Regions from separate parts of the Mus musculus genome. Here region 2 is linked to region 1. Evidence: chromatin loops called from intact Hi-C (ENCODE). Cell type or tissue: left cerebral cortex. All regions are shown on one strand. Links, peaks and the distances in the headings refer to the core of each region. The heading gives the core; the rest is flanking DNA.

Region 1 (12,141 bases), core at 2,424-10,423:
TGGAAAATAACACACATTTTAAGCAAGTATTTGATGAAATTTCAAGGGAGGCGTATACCAGGTGTGGTAGCATCTCCCTTTAATCCCAGCGTTTGGGAGGCAGAGGTGAGTGGATCTCTGTAAGGCCAGCCTGGTCTATGTAAACATAGTTATTTCCAGGACATCCAGAGCCTGTCTCAAAAAACCAAAGGGCATTGGGGGGGGGGCAGATAATTTTTATTCTCAGTGATGGGAAGAAAGAGTGTTATGATGGTTTGAATATGCTTGGTCCAGGGAGTGGTATATTAGGAGGTGTGGCCTTGTTGGAGGAAGTGTGTCACTGTGAGGGTGGGCTTTGAGATCCTCCTCCTAGCCATGTGGGAGTCAGTCTTTTGTTTGCCGTCAGAACAAGGTGTAGAACTCTCAGCTCCTCTAGTGCCATGCCTGTCTAGATGCTGCCATGCTTTCTGCCTTGATGATAATGAACTGAACCTCTGAAACTGTGAGCCAGCCCCAATTAAATGTTCTTTAAAGAGTTGCCTTGGTCATGGTGTCTCTTCACAACAATGGAAACCCTAACTAAGACAAGTCTCAAAAACTCTAGTTCGTTCATATTAGAGAAGATGGGGAGGAAAGAGTAAGAGCTGGAGAAAGATAAAGGGTGTGAGGTGCTGACTTCCAGCTGCGACGTGGTTGCTGCACTCTAACTCAAAGCAGCTGTGATGACTTGCATACAAGCTGGATTACATTGAGCCTGCCAGAAGGGCTGTAGGGCTCCACCCTTGCTTGAGGATTTTTTAGCAGTTAACAATGGTAGGAGAGAGAGACATTGTCTTCAGTGGAGTGGCCACGGATAAAGTGCACATTTCTGTAATTCCTTGAAAAATAAAAGAGCAGAGGAAGAGACATGAAAGTAAAAAGGGAGGAGTTAGGAAGAGGAAGTGAGAGGGATTTAGTATGAGGGAAGAAGAAAGGGAGATTAGCTGGGTGAGTATAATTGAAATATAGTATGTAAGATTCATAATGGGACCCATTATGTATAGTTAATATATGCTAATACAAACATTTTAAACATTTGAGTCACAGTATGATTGCTCTCTTTGTAATGAGGTAGATCCTAAATTTATTGATTATCTTCCAAAAGTGAGAGAGACATTCTTGCCTAAGACTTGAAAGTAAGTACACACACACACACACACACACACACACACACACACACACACACACACACACACACACACACGTGTGCATGCACACATGTTTAATCTCAGCTCCTTGGTTTTTCAAAAGAATCAGTGACTTCTCAGAGCATCATGTGAGTCACTAATTTAACTTGGAGTTTACTTTTTGGTTTCATTCTGTCGCTTTTAGCCACATAGGGCCTGTGATAGCTATGAATGCAGCTCAACGCAAACATGTCACCTTAATTACTGTGAGGTAGTTTTATTTTTGTGTATGTGACTAGTTTTTGTAACTCAGTTGTGTAAGTTTTTGGATGTGTGCTTTGTAGATGACAGCATCATGTCAATAATGTCAAGAAGTAGTCATTGTTTATCTTGCAGCCCTATAATCAATAGGTATATGGGTCATCTGCCTGAGACTGGCCTCAGTATATTATGTATGGGCTTTATGGAGGGCCCTGGTCCAGTTGTTTAAACTGTCTATAGAAATCTCTCCTCTTTTTGCAAGAGAGGCACAGTAGACAGTATTTTCAACTCTGGAGCAGGGGAATATGGGCTATTTGTATTCCCCTTCCCTCAAGTCTGAACACAATAAAAGCCTGAACTCCAATAGTGACTGTATATTCAGGCATCATCCGTCTGGATTTTTTTTTCTCAAGGGCTGGGAAGGGGGACAGGGTGGGCAATGACAGGGTCTCACTATGTTGCCCTTGCTGGCCTGGAACTCAACATGTAGACTAGCCTGGCCTTGAACCTCTTAGAGATCCACCTGCCTCTGCTTCCCCACAGCTGCGATTAAAGGCCTGGGCTACCACACCCAGCATGGCTTTTGTTTTTTTTTTTTTGTTGTTGTTGTTTTTGTTGTTTTTTTTCCATTTTTTATTAGGTATTTAGCTCATTTACATTTCCAATGCTATACCAAAAGTCCCCATACCCACCCACCCCCACTCCCCTACCCACCCACTCCCCCTTTTTGGCCCTGGTGTTCCCCTGTACTGGGGCATATAAAGTTTGCGTGTCCAATGGGCCTCTCTTTCCAGTGATGGCCGAGTAGGCCATCTTTTGATACATATGCAGCTAGAGTCAAGAGCTCAGGGGTACTGGTTAGTTCATAATGTTGTCCCACCTATAGGGTTGCAGATCCCTTTAGCTCCTTGGGTACTTTCTCTAGCTCCTCCATTGGGGGCCCTGTGATCCATCCAATAGCTGACTGTGAGCATCCACTTCTGTGTTTGCTAGGCCCCGACATAGTCTCACAAGAGACAGCTACATCTGGATCCTTTCGATAAAATCTTGCTAGTGTATGCAATGGTGTCAGCGTTTGGATGCTGATTATGGGTTGGATCCCTGGATATGGCAGTCTCTACATGGTCCATCCTTTCATCTCAGCTCCAAACTTTGTCTCTGTAACTCCTTCCATGGGTGTTTTGTTCCCACTTCTAAGGAGGGGCATAGTGTCCACACTTCAGTCTTCATTTTTCTTGAGTTTCATGTGTTTAGCAAATTGTATCTTATATCTTGGGTATCCTAAGTTTCTGGGCTAATATCCACTTATCAGTGAGTACATATTGTGAGAGTTCCTTTGTGAATGTGTTACCTCACTCAGGATGATGCCCTCCAGGTCCATCCATTTGCCTAGGAATTTCATAAATTCATTCTTTTTAATAGCTGAGTAGTACTCCATTGTGTGAATGTACCACATTTTCTGTATCCATTCCTCTGTTGAGGAGCATCTGGGTTCTTTCCAGCTTCTGGCTATTATAAATAAGGCTGCTATGAACATAGTGGAGCATGTGTCCTTCTTACCGGTTGGGGCATCTTCTGGATATATGCCCAGAAGAGGTATTGCTGGATCTTCCGGTAGTACTATGTCCAATTTTCTGAGGAACTGCCAGACTAATTTCCAGAGTGGTTGTACAAGCTCGCAATCCCACCAACAATGGAGGAGCATTCTTCTTTCTCCACATCCTCGCCAGCATCTGCTGTCACCTGAATTTTTCATCTTAGCCATTCTGACTGGTGTGAGGTGGAATCTCAGGGTTGTTTTGATTTGCATTTCCCTGATGATTAAGGATGTTGAACATTTTTTCAGGTGCTTCTCTGCCATTCGGTATTCCTCGGGTGAGAAATCTTTGTTCAGTTCTGAGCCCCATTTTCTAATGGGGTTATTTGATTTTATGGAGTCTACCTTCTTGAGTTCTTTACATATATTGGATATTAGTCCCCTGTCCGATTTGGGATAGGTAAAGATCCTTTCCCAATCTGTTGGTGGTCTTTTTGTCTTATTGACGGTGTCTTTTGCCTTGCAGAAGCTTTGCAATTTTATGAGGTCCCATTTATCGATTCTCGATCTTACAGCACAAGCCATTGCTGTTCTATTCAGGAATTTTTCCCCTGTACCCATATCTTCGAGGCTTTTCCCTACTTTCTCCTCTATAAGTTTCAGTGTCTCTGGTTTTATGTGGAGTTCCTTAATCCACTTAGATTTGACCTTAGTACAAGGAGATAGTAATGGATCAATTCGCAATATTCTACATGATAACAGCCAGTTGTGCCAGCACCATTTGTTGAAAATGCTGTCTTTTTTCCACTGGATGGTTTTAGCTCCCTTGTCAAAGATCAAGTGACCATAGGTGTGTGGGTTCATTTCTGGGTCTTCAATTCTATTCCATTGGTCTACTTGTCTGTCAGTATACCAGTACCATGCAGTTTTCATCACAATTGCTCTGTAGTACAGCTGTAGGTCAGGCATGGTGATTCCACCAGAGGTTCTTTTATCCTTGAGAAGACTTTTTTGCTTTTGAAGCTGCAAAAGGCAGAGCCCCGTGAGTTGATCTAGGCAGATGTAGTGTGCCCTAAAATTCTCAGTTTATGCAGTCTCTTTAGTAGCCGTTGCTCAGAGGTGGAAGAAGCAAGCAGAAGAGCATGCTCAGAGGTGTTATCCTGGGCATTTCCTAGAAGTAGTCGATTATTTATCACTCATTTCATCCGGTGACTATTTCCGAAGTCAGGCATTTAGGCACAAGACAGGTGCTTTCTAGGGATACTCACCAAGTTGATATAGGAGGAAGATTAATACAGCTTCCGTGGAGTTGGGAGAGTCAGCAGTTCTATTGAGATGGAATTTGACAAGAATAGAAACCCTTACTTACTCTCTCTGTTAAACAGATTCCATCTTATTTGTAGTGGTGTTGTGGTGATGTTAAATACAGACATGTCATGGTCTCAGGCTGGTATGGTTTTTCCTTCTGTCCCACATAAGAGATTTTAAGGAAGTTAATAACTTCTTCCTCCTCTTAAGCACCTGGAAACACTCCATGGAGTTTAGTGAGTCCCTTTGAGAGTTTGGAAAGGTCAGAGTTGAGTTTGGAAATGTTTTTGTGACGAACTTGCTTCCACTGAGAGAAAATGTCACTTTTTTTGCTTTGTTTGTTTGAAACTAGAGTCTCATGTAGTTACACTGACCTCCAATTTGTTGATCCTCCTACCTTCCAAGTGCTAGGATTACAAGCTTGTGCCATCATGCGTGGCTTCTTCTTCTTCTTCTTCTTCTTCTTCTTCTTCTTCTTCTTCTTCTTCTTCTTCTTCTTCTTCTTCTTCTTCTTCTTCTTTCTTCTTCTTCTTCTTCTTTCTTCTTCTTCTTCTTCTTCTTCTTCTTTTGACTTACTTATTTTATGTATGTGAGTATATTGTTGCTGTCTTCAGACACACCAGAAGAGGGCATCGGATCCCATTACAGATGGTTGTGAGCCACCATGTGGTTGCTGGGAACTGAACTCAGGACCTCTGGAAGAGCAGTCAGTGCTCTTAACCGCTGAGCCATCTCTCCAGCCCCAAGATGCCTTATTCCAAATTACCTGACTACTTTTGTGGACTTGAGTACTCTGTGAGATACAGGCAATAGCTTATACTTTGGGATCAGATGTTGAACTGTATATAGCTGGAGGTGCTCCCTTGGGGCTAGGATCTGCACACCAGCCCTATAGTTAGTGTGCTGTGAAACTCATTATGTAACTATGATAAATTTTCAATTTGTTGTCCTCCTGCCTCAGCCTCCTCTGAGATTACAGAGCTACACTAGCTCATGGTGCTCTTTTTCTTCCCAGGATATCTCAGCATTCCTGGCACCCCTTTTTCTAAGTAGGTTCTCTTTTATCTGTGCTGTTCCTTGGGGTGTCAGTTTCAAATCAGAGGGGAGTGAAGACTCCAGAAGGCTTCATACGTGCTGCTTTGTTTTTCTTTGTTTGGAGACAGAGAATTAAGATCCTCCTGCTTCTTTGTTGCAGGAATATTTGTAAAGCTGGAGTTAGCTTTGTGTAGTTTGAAATTGACTTGAAGTCTGAGGGCTGAAGGGGAAGAAGTGGCTTGACATCAGTGTGTTTTGAGGTCTTGTGACTAACACGCAGCCTGTCCCTTCTGCAAAGGCTTTGGGACAGGAGGAGGGGAATATGGCTTTAGGCAGGAGGTGTACTGCCAGTGGGGCTGTCTAAGGCAGATGCATCACAAAATCTGTTAAACCAAACCTTAAAGTGAGATGGGCTTCAACTGGCCTTGCTAGAGTATGCACCAACACTGACCTGGAGAGACCCTTCAGACTCAACAAGATTAAAAACAGGAAATAAGCTTCTAGCAGCATAATTGTCGGAAAAGTTTTTCCACATAGGCACAATCGTTTGGGCTTGTTTTCCTTCCCCCATATTTGTGTATGTGTGGTGTGGAGGCATGTATGAAGGTTCTTGTATGTGCAAACAAGTGCGTGCGTGCGTGCGTGCGTGCGTGCGTGCGTGTGTAGGCCCAAGGTTGATGCCCCGTGTCTTCCTCAGTCACTCTGAGTTAAGTGCTGAGGCAGCTCTATCACTGGATTCAACTTTTTGCCTAATTTAGCTGGGATTCCCTGCCTTCCTCTCCTGCATGCTAGGATGATGGGTGAGGTGCCACACCCACCCAGCTCTTCTGTTCTCAGAACCCAAACACTAGTTTTCACATCTGTCTTGTCTGGTGAGCTCCCTGCCCACTGAGCCACATCTCCAGCGTCCTGCTTCCTTCTGTATAAGGATTTGCAGCGCAAACAATGCAAAGCAGGTTGGTCCTTCTTGACTACCTCTTAGTGCTGCTGGAGCAGACCCCTTAGAAACAATGCTGAGGAGCTCTGTGAGCACACTGAAAAGACAGCGCCGTGTGCAACACTGACCTGGTGATGAGCTGCTGAATGAAGATAACACGTGTGGAGAGTAATTCAGGCGGGATTTAGAGGAAAGCTACAGAACAGCCATAATGTAATTTTCCTCCACATGTCTTTTGTGAGTGTACTGGAGTCAGTCCAGAGTTATATATTCATTACTCATTCTTTCCATGACTGTGAATTCACTGTGTTACAGTGGGTGCCATGTCTGAGCCTCAGCCTTAAATGAGTTCCCTTCTGTCCAGTAAGCACTTCAGGGACTTGCCTAGGTTTTCTTGTGATAGTGAAGCCAAGGCAGCGCTAGACACAGGGTCCAGCTCCCGGGACTGCTGATCTTTTACATGCTATCCTCGTGAGAGCAGTGTGCGTAGAGACGGTGATATTTGAGGAAAAGGGAAGGAACGATGAGTCTAAAGGCTAGGAAGGAAGTGCTCATTTGTTTTTGTTTTGCTTTTCCTTTCTCCACAGATGTGGTATTGTGTTTAAGTAAACACTGTGTTGAGGAAGGTTTTGGAAGCATTGAGACTATGATGCAGATTCTGTGTAGCCCTGCCTTTGCTCACAACCCTCATCTGGCTCAAGTGATGTATTATGAACTGTGTGGTCAAAAGGAGCATTGCCATCTGCTGTGGTGTAACTCCATTTAAACTGTATATGCACGCACGTGTGCACGCGCACATACACACACACACTACATCAGTATTTTAAAATAACCTTATAAAATAATGTGTTTCTTTATGACTTTTTCAGGCATACTTATGTATACTTATGTATCTCTCCTTCCTCCCTCTCCCTGTGTTACCAACATTCTTTTAATATTGTCTGGGTACTTGAGATGCATGCTAAAATCTGAGAACGGAGTAGGGGGGTATTGTTTTTCATTGTTTTGTTTTGGAGACAGGGTTTCTCTATTTTAACAGCCCTGGCTATTCTGGAACTTTCTTTGTAGACCAGGCTGGCCTTGAATTCATAGAGATCTGCCTTTTTCTGGCTCTCGAGTACTGGAATTGAAAGTGTATGTCACTACAGCCAGCCAAGAACTAGTGTTTTATAAATTTTCTATTCATTGGCAAATGGGAATGTTATACTTACAGACTGGAGGAAATGTGCTAAGCTGAAAAATAGCTGTTCTATGAGTTAGTTTCTTCATAGTCTAGTTTAAAAAGTACTTTCAGCTAGGTGTGGTAGTGCACGCCTTTAATCCTAGCACTTGGGAGGCAGAGGCAGGCGGGTTTCTGAGTTCGAGGCCAGCCAGGGGTACACAGGGAAACCCTGTCTTGAAAAACCAAAACAAAACAAAACAAAAACAAACAAACAAAAAAAACCAAAACAAACCAAAACAAAAAAAAACCCAAAAACCAACCAACCAAACAACCAACCAAAAAAACCCAAAAACCTTTACATATGCTGCCATACCTGGTGTAGTTGGTTATCACAAAATGGTTATGACAGTTAACCATTAGCCCCCCCTAATGAGCTACTAGGATTCTACTGAGGATTAAACAGAGGGATCTGTCTGAGCATGCCAAGCAGAAGCTATACCATTGAGCTATACATTATAGGAGGGCTGGTAGATGCAACCTTTCTTTTATTTAAGACTACCTCTTTAAATTATAGAGTTGAGGCTGGGTGATATAGGTTTTTTTTTTTTTTTTTTTTTTTTTTTTCTCGAGACAGGGTTTCTCTGTGTAGCCCTGGCTGTCCTGGAACTCACTCTGTAGACCAGGCTGGCCTCTAACTCAGAAATCCGCCTTCGTCTGCCTCCCAAGTGCTGGAATTAAAGGTGTGCGCCATCACACCCGGCTATAATGTAGTAGGTAAAGGTGCTTGCCACTGAGCCTCATGACTTGAATTCAGTCCCCAAGACCCTCATGGTAGAAGAAGAGAACCAACTTCTGCAATGTGCCCTCTGACCTCTGACAGGTACACCTACAGGAAGGATGGATTGATGGATAGATAGGTAGACAGAGAGATAGACAGAAAAGTTGTAGGGCTGAGCCTGCCATTTGGAGTGACAGACAGACAGACAGGTGAGCTGTAGAGCTGAGGCTATTTAGAGTCATCTGTGTCTGAATCCTGGGCTTGTTTTTACAGTGACACATAGCCTTTTTATTTAAACGTGGGCCCATAATTTTTTCAGTGGTTTCTGTGCTAGCAGACCCTGCTACTGGGAAAGCAGTTTTCTAGAAATATTGCCAGGTGGAATGAAGGAGTGGGAGGCCCAGCCAGGAAGGGAGCTGAGCAAGTGTCACTCAGGGTTGGGGTCAGAGCAGTCTTAACAAGCTAGGCTCCACCAGGTGTCCTCAGTAGGTCAGTTAGAGAATAACCATGTAATGGTGAGAAGCAGAAAGGGGAGATTGAGTCAATGTGGCCACATTGGGAAGAGGAACAAGGAGGTCCAATGATCCCCCACCTCCAAAATGACCTTGCGGATCCTGACCTGAGGTTCAGGTTTACATAGAAGGGCAAGTCAGACTTAAATAGCAAATCCGGGGTAGTCAGATGTGGTCCCCTCCACCGCATTGTCTAAGCTCTTTTCTCTCTTAGAAGGTGACCTAACAACCTGTATGAACCAGGCTTCAGCCTTTTCTTTCTCCCAGATTGGGAGTTCTCAAAAAGTTCTAATTTCTTGGAGCCTATTGTCTCAGTCAGAGAGCCAAAGGTAGCCACCAGAATCTCTTTAGAATATCTTCATACCTACAGGGTAGCTAGCTACACAAGGGACACTTAGAAGGTCTAATTCTACTAGGCTGTATTTTATACACAGTGGATTTTCCTTGTCAGTAATTGTTTCCTTTAGATTTTTCTCACCTGGACTATTGCTTGAAATTGCCATATAGAACCTCTGGCTGGTAAACAGAGTTCCCATAACCTGAGTACAGCCCTTAGACAGGTGTACCACCTTTTAAGAGTGAAACCTACTTACTAGTAGGCTGGCATTCTTAGGAATAGTGAAGGGATCCAGGTGTGTGTGTGTGGCTAGGGCACTGATAGTATCTGCTGCAGCATCAAATCTGATCTATAAGATGCAGCAGGGGAGCTGGGCGGTGGTGGTGCATGCCTTTAATCCCAGCACTTGGGAGGCAGATGCAGGCGGATTTCTGAGTTAGAGGCCAGCCTGGTCTACAGTGTGAATTCCAGGACAACCAGAGCTATACAGAGAAACCCTGTCTCAAAAAACAAAAACAAACAAACAAAAAGATGCAGCAGGGACCTAAGGAGTTTTGAAATGCATGCTGATCCAAAAGTGGGATATAGGGAAACTATTGTGTATTTCCTGGTTGTAGCCCTTGGTTGTGGGGCAGTGGACTGTGCTAGGAAATTTGATAAGGTTAAATGGGTTCAGAGACCCTGGAATTCCTCTGAGGATGGTAGGTGTTTCCCTGCACCCTACCAGATTCTTGGCTCAGAACACTTGACCACACACTCCCCACAAAGGGATGTGACCTGTGGTCGCTTAGGTCAGAACAGAGTTCCTCATGATAATGAGGTATCTAGATGGACCATAAGGGTTTAGTCAATAAGCTTCCTTCCTGGACATTCCTTTCTACAAAATGCCCACCCTGAGGAAGTTGTATGCACGCATTTCCCAAGATATACAATCAATAAACAGTTTAGAACCAAGGACTTGCTCATCAAGAATTGCTGTAGGAATGCTGGGCGTGGTGGCGCACGCCTTTAATCCCAGCACTCGGGAGGCAGAGGCAGGCGGATTTCTGAGTTCGAGGACAGCCAGGACTATACAGAGAAACCCTGTCTTGAAAAACCAAAAAAAAAAAAAAAATTGCTGTAGGAGCAGGGAGAAAGCCTTCATCTTCAGAGCGGCACCATATAACCTGAGTCTCCTGCATAAGGTCCCTTTGTGATCTCAGACTCACCACTGCTGAGCTAAGCTGAGGTTCTCCATTCTCCAGCCTGGGCTCATTGTATTCAGCCTGTGAGACCCCCTCATTCCCAACTCCCCGTGATTTCCAGTGACATCTAGATGTTCAGGAGTTTGGGAAACCCTGGTCCTGGGCTCCTCCTCGTGGGCCACCGAGTCTAGTCTCCACTGGAAACCGTGTAGAGTCAGGTATGGAGGTAGCCTTTGCTTCAGCCTCAGCCTATGTCATTTCTCACTCAGGCTAAGGGCCCCATTCTGGCTGTATTCTCTTACCTCCTGAACCATGCATTGGCGCTTCCCACAAACCTAACACTGGATGGTGGCCTACGATAATGCAGTCTAATGCCAAAAAAAAAAAAAAAAGATTTTGTATCTTACTCCAAAGGCAGCAGAAGGAGACTAGGGCTAACTTAAACAGATATGAAACCTCAAAGTTTGCCTACACAGTGACACTGCTACTCCAACAAGGCCACACCCACTCCAACAAGGCCACACTTCCTAATAGAGCCACTCCTTGTGGACCAAGCATTCAACTGGAGTCTGAGGTCCATTCCTAATCAAACCACCACAACACTTATCTCTGGGTGAAAGGATACATATTAAATAGTTAAGAATTGTTGGTTTGGGGCTAGAGAGATGGCTCAGCAGTTAAGAGCATTGACTGAGTTCAATTCCTAGCACCACATGGTGGCTCACAACCATCTATAATGGGATCTAAGGATCTAACGCCCTCTTCTGGTGTGTCTGAAGACAGGGACAGTGTACTCACAAACATAAAATAAATAAATTAATCTTTTAAAAAAATTGTTGATTTAGTAAAGTGGTAGTTGTAGGTTATCCCCCAAGATCCATGACTTCACTAGCCCTGAAGAGTTGGTTAGGTTTCCAATACAAAGTATATTTTCCCTCCTTTTGTTTTTGTTTTTGTTTTTGTTTTTGTTTTTGTTTTGAGACAGGGTTTCTCTGTGTAGCCCTGGCTGTCCTGGAACTCGCTCTGTAGACCAGGCTGGCCTCGAACTCAGAAATCCACCTGCCATGCATTCTTAACAGCTGATCAATCTCTCCCTAGCCCCTAAGGTCCAATTTTTGGTGTGCGTGTTTTTGTGATTTTTTTTCCTAGTCTTGGGACCTGAACCCACGTCACTATGTGCTAGGTGAAATGGGGGAATACCTCAAACGGAATTTTTAAATCCCCCCTTTATAAAACAGGATAAATGTATCCTGGGGGTCACTCTCTAAGCTATCCCTGTGTATTCACACGTTTCCCCACCTTAGCTCCTTGAGAGTTTTCTGTTTCCCAGACATCATGAATACAGGATTGGCACATTTTCTTTTCTCTGGCTGGTGAGATGGCCATCATGTTAAGGCACTTGCCACCAAGCCTGACAACCTGAAATGGATTCCCCAGGACCTAGGGAAAGGCAGAAAGAGCAAACTGACTCTCACAAGTTTTAAGGGGTAGCTTTTGCTTTTGTTATTCTGTTTCATTTTTTTTTCCCCTGGGCCTGGTAATGCATGCATTTAATCCCAGCACTGGGGAGACAGAGGCTGGTGGGTCTCTGTGAATTTGAGGCCAGCCTGAACTACATTCTGAGACCTTGTCTCAAAAAGAAAAAAACAGAAGAATTTCTCCACTTACTAACCTTGAGTCCTATTCAAGGTCTGTCCGTGTTGTTGCACAGACAAAAGTTTGCTTTATTTCCCAAAATTTTCCTTCTGTGGAGGTAAAAGTTTATCTACTAGTTAAATTCTACTTATCTCCCTCCCCCCATTTCCCATAATTTTGTAGAAAGATTATAGGTTAAAATACATGTAAAATGTTCTTTGTTATTAGAGTATACAAAGCTATACTTTACTGTGGTCAGTGTTTGCTGTATTTTACTGTTAAGTTGTTATTTCCATTGCATTTTGGGTGA
Region 2 (12,141 bases), core at 1,495-9,494, 170 kb before region 1:
ATCAGCAGTTGCTAATCTGGCTGAAGCACTTTTTCCTTTGTCCTTTTTCCTTCCCTCCCCCCATGACTCAAGCCAGCCCCAAACAAGCTGTTCTCTGAAACAATACTCACAGCCCTCCGCATGTTCTCCAGCTCCCCCCACCCCCAACCCTGAGACTGCTGTGGGCAATGGCCAATTAGGGCCAGGGGACCCACTTCTCCTCAATCCATGCAGAAATTTTTGGCTTGTTTGATCATTTGCAGGTATGCAATCATATTCACTGTTTGTATTTGTAAACATACAGTCATATCTGCCAAATACTGTTTGTCTACAGACACCCACCTCTGCTGGCTGTTAGAGTCTTTTTACTTCCTCTTCTGCAAGGTCTCTGAGTCTTGAGACGAGGGGCTATGATACAGATGTTCCATTTAGAGCTAAGCACACCACGGTCTTACTCTCTGAACACTGACTAGCTGTAGATCTCTATATTGGCTGTTGTCTACCGCACAAGGAAGCGTCTCTGATAAGGTTGAGAGATAAACTAGTCTATGGGTATAAAGACAAGGACATAGAGGACAATGTAATACTACATTTAGCAAAATAATAGTATTAGGGTCTCCACTAGGTACTATGGCCTAACCAGTCGTGGGATTTGGCTCAGTTAACAATACCAGATATGAGTTCCATCATGTGGACTGGATTTTAAATCAAACCAGAAAGTGGTTGGTTACTCCCATAACATTTGTGCCACTATCACATGAGTGGGAACATTTTGCCAAGATAGTCATTGTAGTTCATGGAGTTCATGGCTAGATAAAAGTGCTTAATACCTTTCTCCCCGAGTAGAATAAGTAGAATATGGCACTATAAAAATCTATCCAGTAGAAATGAAGCTTTTTGGTTACTACCAGCTTGAGTTACATTCTGTGACTGAAGTGTGTGGTGTGTTCAGGGACTAGGTCTTACTATCAAGCTCTAGCAAGAGCGAGAGCAAGAGCCCTAGCCTGTAATGTTTAGAGGAATCCATGGTCCACAATAACCAGCAATATGAAAAGAGATAACCCATACCTAGCATTGGTCCTTTTATTTGATAGCCTACAGTGCCTGGGGAGGCATGCTCCTCTATTATAGGGTTAATTTAATTTAAACTCTCTTTTATATGTATATATTTTAGGAAGTTTTATACAATAGTAGGTTTCTATGAGGCATTTCCAGTGGTCTTTAGTGTTAGTCATCCTTCCTCATACGCCCCTTTATTCTACCCTCTCATATCCCAGCCCATTTAAGAAAACACACTTTTTAGTTAAGAATCATTTTCGGCTACTACAGAATCCTGGTTATAGAAATGATTCAAATTTTAGTGGAACGAAGGGTCTCCTGATAAAATGATTTAGAGTACTGGACCTGGGAAACAGCTCAGTAGGAAAAGTGGTATAAATCATGCGAGCCCAAGTTCTGCCCCCTGGACCCAAGTTTTTAAAAAGCCAGGCGTGACAGAATGTATTCCTGTGATCCCTACGCTAGATACACAGAGACAGGTGCATTCACGAGGTTCACTGGCCAACCATCCTAGGCTAATCAGTGGACTCCAGGTTCAGTGAGAGGACCCTGTTACCAGTGGTCAGCGTCTGAGCTGGGTGTTTCCAGGGTCTTGACCTCCTACCCAAAGAATTGAAAATAAGGGCACACATAGATTCACAAAAGAAGCAAGATAATTAAATTGTAAGGGAAGCAGTAAAGCAGATTATAGGGAGGTATAATGTCAAGATGGACGGCAGGCCATGTGAGTGCTCATGGACCTAACTCATGTTTGGAATTTTCTTTTATGATATGGGAGAGAAGGAGGAATTGATTACTAAGGGTATAGTTTGGGCAATTTATTTTGATTGATAGACTAGGCCATACATTTATTTTCCCTACTGTGCCTGTTCCTTCCCACAATGCGTCTGATTTTGGTCTCTCTCTCTCACATACACACTTATATACAAACACACACATACACACTCAAATAATACATTCACATTCACACACACACACACCGAGAGAGAGAGAGAGAGAGAGAGAGAGAGAGAGAGAGAGAGAGAATAATATACACAGAGAGGATAATAAATAAATAAATAAATGCAGAAGCCAGCCCATACCTCAACTTGGGGATATTTGAATCCTGAGATTAGGCCACAAAAACTTGGATTTTTATTTGTTTGTTTGTTAAATTTTGGTTTGCTTTTGCTTGTTTGTTTTGCTTTTGTTACAGTCTTCCTCTATAATTAATGGTGGCTTAGGACTCTCCACGATGGCCAGGCTGGCCTATAACTCAAAGAAATCCTCCTGCCTCAACTTCTCAAGTGCTGGGATTGTAGGTCTGTACCATCACACCCACTGGAAAGCTGCATTTCACATGGCTGTAGCATTTAATGTGGATGCCAGAAGTTCTGACTACGCTTTAAGTTTCACGGAGTAGATGTTGGCAGAGGATGTCAGTGAACTGGTGGGGACTGGACAGCCTAGCATGCAGCCTGCCAGTCTCACCTTCCCGGTGTCTTCAGTTCTCTCTGTAAACGTAATGACAGTGTGGGGAAGCCACGCACTCTTAGGATAGTACCCCAGCACACACAGGCTGGGATGCAACTCAGTAGGGAAAGAGCTGGCTTAGTATGTGTGAGGTCCTGGGTTTGATCCCAAGCACCACCCAACCAGATGCACTAGTCCATGCCTGTGCTCTCAGGACTAGGGAGGTGGAGACAGGAGGATGAAAAGTTCAAGGTCATCTTGAGCTACATAGTAAGTTTGAGGCCAGCCCAGGCTACCTGAGAACCCCTGTCTCACAATCAAAGTGAAACATAAAACACAAACAACAGAAAGCGCTCCAACCCACATTTACCTGCTGCTCCCAACTCACACATTTCCTACCCAGGGATGCTAATCGTAAAGCATTAGGTGTTTGCATTCGCCCTGGAGTCAACTGTAATAGGGATGCTTGCCCTCTGCATCCTCATAGATCTGAGCCCCTAAGGTCTGCAGGGGGTGGGGCAGGAACATCGGGAGAAGGAGGCTTCATTACCCTCAGACAAAGGCTTGCAGCAGATTCCTCCTATGCATTCAGCAGCCTGTATAGGATTAGTGTATACAGCATGTTTAGAAGGCCCCATGCTATATCCCATTGACCGCCAGTGTCAAAGGCATGAATGCCTTTTGCTGAGGCAAGGGGAGCTCTCTGAAACTATATTTTCTCTTTTTAAAGCAAGAGTCCCAGCAAGGCTGTTGGAGGTGCCCTAAAGGTCCACAAGGCATTGTTATCTGTCCCCTGAGCCATCTCTGGCTGGCTCGCTCCCCCTCCCTGACTCCTTTCCGACTTGCCTGTGTTGCCCCTAGACCATGGGCTCAGGGGCCTCTGGACAAAGCTGCTGACTCTGACCACAGCCTTTCTCTGGACCGTGTTCATTTGCATCAAGCTGCTGAGGGTGGAGGAGCTATATAGGCTCTGGGCCATTCACCAGAGGATTAGGCCTGGGCTGAGGGTGCAGCTGGAGAGGCCGCAGGGAAGGCCGGGTTCCGCTGTTGGTCATCATGCCCTACCTGCTGCCGGGATTCTTCTGTGACAGGGTGATCCGAGAAAGGGACAGGAGAAATGGAGAGGGCACTGTCTCACAACCTCTCAAGTTTGAGGGGCAGGATTTTGTCGTTCTCAAACAACAGTGTCTGGCTCAGAAGTGCCTCTTTGAAGACCGTGTCTTCCCAGCAGGTGTGCAGGCCCTTGGCTCCCATGAGCTGAGCCAGAAAGCCAAGATGAAGGCCATCACTTGGAAGAGGCCAAAGGTAGGGATAAAGGGGGCATGGAATCTGTAGACAGATGTTGGGGAACTGGGAGTAAAGTGGTCAGAGCGTGGGGCTGTGGATTCACCCCAACTCTGAGCAACTAGCTTATTAATGTCCCCCTTACCCATAAGCCCCAGCTCCAAATACCTAACTTCTTATGCTAGAAGCTAAGGATGTTGTTTTCTATTCCTGAACTGCGTGGCGAGGGTTAGGATGGCCTTTAGATCCCTGAGATTATATTTAAGAGTGCCAATGCATTGATTTAAATTCCCATAAGATTCGTAGGTAGAATCAGCTCGGTTCTTCCCGAGACCAGGAGTTTGGGGAGGGAAGAGTGGAGTGGTGAAGAGAACAGAGGCTTGAAGTTTCAGGTCCACAGAAGGGATGGACAGTGAATTGACAGGAGGCTGGAGGCGAGCCTTAGCCTTCTGGACGAAGCTGGTTCATTAGCATGGTGTCAAGTCTGCTTAAACAGAAAAGTCCCCGCTGACCAGCCAGACAGTTGATCCAGGCTGCCCTATCAAGGGGCATCCTAGGAGCCCCAGCATGGCAGCAGGAGGACGTCAAAGCCCTTCTTCCTGCAAGGCGGTGCCTATAGCTGCAAGGGAGCCTGCTATATTTAGAGCTGGCAAGGAGTGTGCGTGTGCGTGTGCGTGAGTGTGTGTGTGTGTGTGTGTGTGTGTGTGTGTGTGTGTGTGTGAAAACCCAGAACATCTGCAAGGCACATTCTTTACTGTATATGCAATTTTTAATTAGTTAAATTACTTTTTAAATTTTTAATTAAATTTTAAATTAATTTTACAATTACAGGATTACATAAAAACTGTAAAGATAGCGCTGGGCTCCCATGTGTAGTCCCTCTTACCTGTGCTTTTCACTCTCTGCAGTTTTTGCTGACCTGTAGTCAACTGGGGTGCGAAAATACTAAATGGGAAATTCTTGAAATACTTCAGAAGTTTTAAATAACCTCCACTATTGTACATTGTTTTAATTATTCTATTTTATTGTAGTATTAGTCATCTCTCATTGATTTATGAGTTAAACTATTGGTGTGTGTATAGGAAGGAGTCTAATGATCTATATGGGCATTGGTCATAACCACAGTTTCAGATTCCTGGGGGTCTTGGGATATACCCCACAAGTAAGGAGACCGCTACCTTTAGTCCAGTTTTCCTTGTTATATCATGACCTGTACCTCGGCGATCAGTAAGATTGATTTGTTATTGAAAACAAAGTCCACACGTTATTTCCTTAGGGTTCTTCCTCTGTCTTTTTATGTTCCAAGACTCCTCCCTTGTATTCACTTATGTGTCTTGTGTCCTTAGCCTCCCCTCTCAAGTTTTCCTGGTTTCCAATGAGCTGTGCACTTTCACAGAGCACTAATCAGGTATTTTGTAAAACACCTCTCATGGCATCTCTCTCGAATTTTCTTCCGAGTAGGCTGAACTTATGGATTTGTTTGGGTTTTTTTATATATAATTTTTTATTTATTTTAAAGTAGCTGAGTATTTAAGTATGTGTATACCACATGCAGTGCTCATGGTGGCCACTGGATGGCACTGGAGCCCTTATAACTGACCATTACAGACCAACTGAGCTACAGACCATTGGAAGGCAGGTGCTCAACAAAGGCTGAGCCATCTCTCCAGCCCTGGGCTTATGTGCTTTGAGGAGGCTGATCGCAGAGGTCAGGCACAGACTGTAAAATGCCTCCTCACTGCTCACATTGACTACTTTGATATGTTGCACTGCTTTGGGTGCAGAAAGTCTTATAATTCTGCATGAGAGGTCTGTGTACTCTGTGTGTCTCTGTGTAGCCCTTTATACCAATACTGACTTATGCCTATTCATTGCCAGGAGAGCTATGGTATGATATGGATGTGCCTTTCTATGTAGTAGGATGGAGACAACCTTGAGTGTGAGGGCAGAGCTCAGCTCACTTGGGAGAATTGTGTAGTTGTGAGGAAGGAGAAAGACAGTGAGACAGAAAGACAGAGGACATGTCTAATTAGGGTTTCTATTGCTGTGATGAAACACCATGACCAAGACAACTTGGGCAGCAAAGTGTTTATTTCAGGTCACACTTCCAGGTAAGGAACGGCCCATCACTGAGGGAACTCAGGGCAGAAACTCAAACAGAGCAGGAACCTGGAGGCAGGAGATGATGCAGAGGCCATGGAGGGGTGCTGCTTACTGGCTTGCTCTTCATGGCTTGCTCAGCCAGCTTTCTTATAGAACCCAGTATCATCAGCCCAGCGATGGCCCCACCCACGATGGTCTGGGCCCTCCCCCCTCAATCACTAATTTAGAAAATGCCCTACAATCACATCTTATGGAGGCATTTTTCTCAGTTGAGGCTCCCTCCTTTCAGATAACTTTACTGTGTCAAGCTGACATAAAACTAGCTAGCACAGAACACTTCACAGGAATAACAAGGTTTCTTGAAGCTGTGAAGAACAACATTAAAAATCAAAACACTGAATCTTTAATGAGTTTAAAAGTTTTTTAAAAAATTGCCGGGTGTGGTGGTGCACGCCTCCTTTAATCCCAGCACTCGGGAGGCAGAGGCAGGCGGATTTCTGAGTTCAAGGCCAGCCTGGTCTACAGAGTGAGTTCCAGGACAGCCAGGGCTACACAGAGAAACCCTGTCTCGAAAAACAAACAAACAAAACAAAAACAAAAAAATTTAAAACGAAGCAGACACTGAATGAAATCAAGAGTGCTGTCTGTTGGCTGCTGATGGGCGTGACTTAGCCCATGGGCTTGGAAACTGCAGCTGCCACCATTGCTGCTGTGGGTGTGTTTGCCCCTTCCAACTGGGGAGGGGGGAAGAGGTGAGGCTCTCGTGGGGTTTACAGTCTGCTTCCGCAACTGCCAAGGCCTGTGTCCGGATTTCTAAAAAGGGAAGATTGTTCTCCTCCTCCTCCTCCTCCTCCTCCTCCTCCTCCTCCTCCTCCTCCTGCTCCTCCTCCTCCTCCTCCTCCTGCTCCTCCTCCTCCTCCTCTTCCATCCTGTGCCCCAGTTTACAGAAAACAAAGCCATAAGTTCTGCAGCCTCTTGCCCGTCCCCCCTCTCAAAGAACATTCTACCCAGTACGTGGTATGGAAAGAAGAGGGGACAGCTTTGAGGCTCTTACCTCCTCTGACCCTCAGATGTTTATTGTTCATTTTGAGACAGAGTCTCCCAATGAAGCCCGGGCTGACCTTGAACTAGCCATGCTCCTGCCTCAGCTCCTCCAGTGCTGGGATTACAGCTGTGCACCAATACACCAACTTCTGAGCTTCAGCTTTCTGGTTTCAAAAGAAGAGCGCTGGCTCTCCTCTTGGATGGCTGTGGAGGCCGGGGAGGGGGACAGTGAGTGTAAATCTTTGGCCCCCAGTGCAGTAGGCCATCAGCTCAGCCAGGACTCCTACAATGGTGTTACAATGGTTGTTTCTGTTTTGATTTCACAGGAAATTTGTGAGAATCCCCGGTTTATCATTGGTGGAGCCAACAGGACTGACATCTGCCAAGGAGATCTAGGTAGGAAAAATCCTCTATGTCCTACCAGGTGACCCAGGGTTAGTTAACCTGAGAGATCTCTATTCAGGATGGGAAGGGATAAATTCTGGTTTCTCTTTTAGTGCATCTCCTAATATTTTAAAATAATTTTTATTTATTTATTTAGTGAGTGAGTGTGTCTGTCTGTCTGTCTGTCTGTGTGCACATACCATGGCCTATACCTGTGAAGGTCAAAGGACACCTTGTGGGGGCCAGGTTTTTCCTTCTTCCGTGTGGCATCTGGAGGTCAGTCTCAGGTCCTCAGATCAGGCATCTCCACACTAAAGGAAGTCTTTTGGCAGAGGCGGCGTCTGCCATGTAGAGGAGAGGACAAGGTTCTGTCACCTTGTCGTCTGGACTGTTCTGAGTCCCTTCCTCTCCTCCACCTTTTGTTCTGGAAGCATCCTCCCTAGGCAGACTGTAGGAGAGCTCTGTGAAGAGAAACTGGAGAGAACATTAAAGGACTATTTAAAACTTGACCCAAAAAAAGCAGGAACAACTGAAAAATACCTATCACTTTGTTCCAGAAAGGGAGGCTGAGAACACCTCAGGTACAGTGGCTTCTGGCATCTGAGGGACACTGCCTGGAGGGTGTGGACAAATTAATCCCTGAGCCCTCAAACCAATACACTGCTTCTGAGCTGAGTCAAGGCAGGGAGATAGGGGGTTTGGGTGGTTACAAGCCTCTCTTCCCACCAGCAGTGTGGCAGCTAGCCTGTGCCCCCAGTAGAGCTATGGAATTGTCAGGGTACCAGGCATGTCCCTTTGGCAGCCTTAGTGACCTGTGTAGAATGGTTCTGTGGCAGCTAGCTGCCCAACACCCCTGCCTTCTGACACACGTCTGCTTAGCTGATGGTTCTCTAATACTGTTTTCCGTGATGCCAGAAGGGGAAATGGGCTCACCCTACAAAGACAGAGGACAGCCATAATTACCACTGTTGTCTCTACTGAGACCATAGAAGGAAGTGACTTATTTATTTATTTATTTACAATGTAAAAAGCAAGAGGAATTTATTGTTCCAACATGTTGCGGTTGCCCTGCACATGGAGAGAGAGAATGACCAGGAAGTGTTTTATTAAAGGAGGAATCCATTGCCTAACTTAGGAAAGCCTGTCTTGAGAGAATGAGTTACCCGGTCCTCGTGCTGCTCGTGCCGTTGAGGAGCTCCTGTCCCTGACAGTCTCCTTGCTTGAGCTCACACCTACTTGAGGGCAGGCAGGAAGCAGGGCAGTGGGCATCCCGAGTCATTAGCTATGGGGAGCTTCTTACTGGGGCTGGCAGGGCTCTTCTGAGAGGGGAAGCCCCCATCTGACTACCTGGGTCTGTTTTTGCTTGCAGGGGACTGCTGGTTTCTTGCAGCCATCGCCTGCCTGACCCTGAATGAGCGGCTGCTTTTCCGAGTTATACCCCATGATCAAAGTTTCACTGAAAACTACGCAGGGATCTTCCACTTCCAGGTGAGGAAATGGGGGTGTGGTTGAGACAGCAGCCATACCTCAGTTAAAGATAACCTCAGAGAAGGCACCAAAATGTTCCGTGCTGTAGTAAGGAGGTGACCTTCTCTTGTCTGTAGTCTGTCTGGTGTCTGTGTCTCTCTCTGTGTGTGTGTGTGTGTGTGTGTGTGTGTGTGTGTGTGTGTGTGTGTGTGTGACCCATCTGTCCTTGTTGCCTGTGTATCTAATGAATGTATGTGTTTGCTGTCATGTCTGTGTTTTTTCTCATCTGTGCCTGTGTCATATGTCTGTTGCCTAGTTGTATGTGTGTGTGTGTGTCTGTCTGTCTGTCTGTCTGTCTGAATCTGTGCCTAACAGAGGGCTTTGGTTTGTATTCATTGAACAGTACAGAAATTCTTTGCAGAAATCTTGAACAGATTTTTACAAGGAAAGAAATCACTTTATTGACCTCAAATCACCCAGAGAATCAAAAGCACAAACCCACAGACATATTATCAACTTACATCCACGTGTGGCTTCCAAAATGGGGTAGTTGTTGCGTACCGTTGCTTCCAACCTCTTGGCTGTTTTCAGGAAATTATTACCACAGCGTGCATAATCTTAGGTCATGGTAATAGTAAAGTACATAACTTGAGATTAAAGCTGTGTGTTTAGCTTAGGTTATAAAGGCTGATTACTTGGGAAATCGAAAGCATAATGAGGTTGGCTGCTCTGTTCTCTGAAAGGCCCATTAAACTTCCCCAGGCTGAGTGCAGAGAGGCCAGCAGGCTAAGTACATAGCCCTAAATGATCTCAAGGCATATTATTAACTTGGCTGCAAGGTCCCGGAAACGTTCAGTCTCTTCTGAGTCAAGAGATATTTTCAGACAAGTATAGCACCACCCAGCCACAGTCTGGCCACCCTGGGTCTCCCGGCCTTGACTTCCCAGCTGGCTCAGGAAAGGTTCTACACACCTACCTGTGGGCAATGACCCACTTACAGCTACAAGCTTGCAAAGAAGCAGGTGTTTATCTGTGCCCTCCAACTTACATACTTTCCACTGTGCCCCAGAAAGGGGGAGAGAAAGTCATCCAGGCTGCTGGCTTGAGTGCCTATTCTTGTCCTCCAGCTGGCTGGCTGCTATGTTATTGCCTGAAGCCCCCCCCCCTCAAACAGGTTCTTAAGATGCTCAGCCTGAAAGTGTTGGATTTTTTTTTTCTGTGATCCCTGGCTCATGACCCTGTACCCTTGACAGAGGAGTCTATTTACCTTCCTACTGCTATCACTTACCTTTCTAGGTCTTACCAGAAAATTCTGGTCTTCTGGGCATTTAGTGGCTGGTTTGACCCAGCCCTGAAAGTATTGGTTCTAGAATTAATTTATCCATTAGAATTTTTCTGGGCACTGATCATCTTGATGCAGAGACAAATTCTGGGTTGGATCAGAACAGATCTGAGACCTGCATGTGGGGCTCTGGAACTTTCTGTGGTTCTGAGCAGCGTGCCTCTGGCCCTGAAACTTCCTAGTGTCGAGAATGACTCAAACTGATCAGCTGACATCCCACTCCTATGGTACCTCAGCATATCCAGTGCACTCCCCTTTTCCATTTTAGCCATCAATCAATAAATAAATCAGTTGGGTGTGGTGGCACAGACCTATAATGCCAGCACTCAGGAGGCAGAGACAGGAAGATCAAGATAAGTTCGAGGCTAGCCTGGGTACCTAGTAAAAACAAGTTGTTTATCTGTGACCCCTGACTTCTCATCCTTGACGATGTGCCATGGGAAGGGAGGGAGGAAGGCATACTGCCTGCTGACCTGTGTGCCTCAAACACAATAGAAAGGAAGGGAGGAGGGGAGGGGAGGAAAGAAGAAAATGGGATAAAGAGAAATACTTTAGTTAGCCCTACAGCTTTCCTTAATCATGAGTTCTCAATCCTGGGCGGGCACTGGAATCACTTGGGATACACGAATGTATTTAAACTAGGTCTGTCCCAGACCTATGGGCAAGGGAGAAAAGTCTCAAACCCTAAGATATTCAGAGGACCTACTATGTCTAGAACTGGGCTGGGCTTTTGACAGACACTAAGGGATATGCAGTTTCCTGTTTTGCAGAAGTTCATGGCCTAGTTAGAGATAGATTTACACACTCAAAAGCCAGACTAGAATGAACAAGCTTCAGGATGCAAAGCCCAGGAAATGGTAGGGTTTTGGCTCAGAGTCCTATAGGATGTGGGATCAGGTAAGGGAGTGCACAGGGGTGACTGGGCTTCTTTCTTCTTGCAGTTCTGGCGCTATGGAGACTGGGTAGATGTGGTCATTGACGACTGTCTGCCAACATACAACAATCAGCTGGTTTTCACCAAATCCAACCACCGCAATGAGTTCTGGAGTGCTCTCCTTGAGAAGGCTTATGCCAAGTAAGGCAACATTTAGGATGGGAAACATTTAGGACTACAGGGGTGGGGGATATGGATTTCAAGATTCAGCCAAAGTCTCCTTCACATGGGGCTAGGCATGTGAATGCATGCTCATGTGGATTGTGGGAGTCCAGTAAAGAGCCCGAGTCAGCTTGAGATCAGGACTGGGCAGTAGGAGCCCTATCTGAAAAACATAAAAGCAAAAAGATATAAAGATGTGTGCAGTAAGTCTTCAGCTTCCTACAGTCAGCTCTTTGATCCTGCCTTCATCATGGTGTTTCAAGTCTTCTTCATCAGCTCATTGCTTCTCTGGAGTTCAGCTCCTAGGATCTTACTTGCTTAAAACCATATACTTGTAGCACATTCATAAGACCAGGTTGTCTCTTACCTTAGCCCTCCACCTCCGCCACTAGATTTAGCAGATAGTGGAAGAGGGCTGTGGGAAATGGGGACCGTCATGACAATGCTTCTGGCCCTCTCTGGCCTAGAGTTAACTCAGCTTGTCATACTTCCTGGAACTCCTAGACTCCAGACTGCCTTTTGTCCTCTCTCCAAGGCTCCATGGCTCCTATGAAGCTCTGAAAGGTGGGAATACCACAGAAGCCATGGAGGACTTCACAGGAGGGGTGACAGAGTTTTTTGAGATCAAGGATGCTCCGAGTGACATGTACAAGATTATGAGGAAAGCTATCGAGAGAGGCTCCCTCATGGGCTGCTCCATTGACGTAAGTGTGATTCCAGGGAGGCCCTTCACTCAGCTAACAACAACACACAGCTTCCTCCTGAGATGGGGTGGATGCTGTAAAAGCAAGAGCCACATTGGTGAGATGGCTCGCTGGTAATGACACTTGTTACTAAACCTGAGGACCTAAGTTTGATCTGGAATCCACATGGTAGAAAGACAATGGACTCCCGAAACCTGTTGTCTGACTTCTGCATGCACTTCCTCCCC

What was found. Peaks named below come from ENCODE experiments on the same cell type or tissue, not always from the same donor. Only the 100,000 strongest peaks of a DNase experiment are listed, where the experiment ranks them.
Region 2: a loop joins it to region 1, with 1.8 times the contacts of the local background. A loop is called at or near these places in 10 of 42 quality-filtered maps.

Annotation. Positions count from the first base shown.
Region 1 is chr2:120,646,272-120,658,412 of GRCm38, forward strand. All of the region lies in intron 3 of Stard9 (START domain containing 9), which reads left to right. Among named protein-coding and RNA genes, the nearest start is that of Stard9, 23 kb to the left of the region's middle. In left cerebral cortex, for the core only: no CTCF peak of the experiment used is centred there; a DNase peak (open chromatin) is centred at 6,499.
Region 2 is chr2:120,473,436-120,485,576 of GRCm38, forward strand. It overlaps Capn3 (calpain 3), which reads left to right. Exons shown (of 24, transcript NM_007601.3): 2 at 7,248-7,317; 3 at 8,675-8,793; 4 at 11,056-11,189; 5 at 11,746-11,914. Among named protein-coding and RNA genes, the nearest start is that of 4931402G19Rik, 10 kb to the left of the region's middle. In left cerebral cortex, for the core only: a CTCF peak has its summit at 5,344 (motif pointing right); a DNase peak (open chromatin) is centred at 5,351.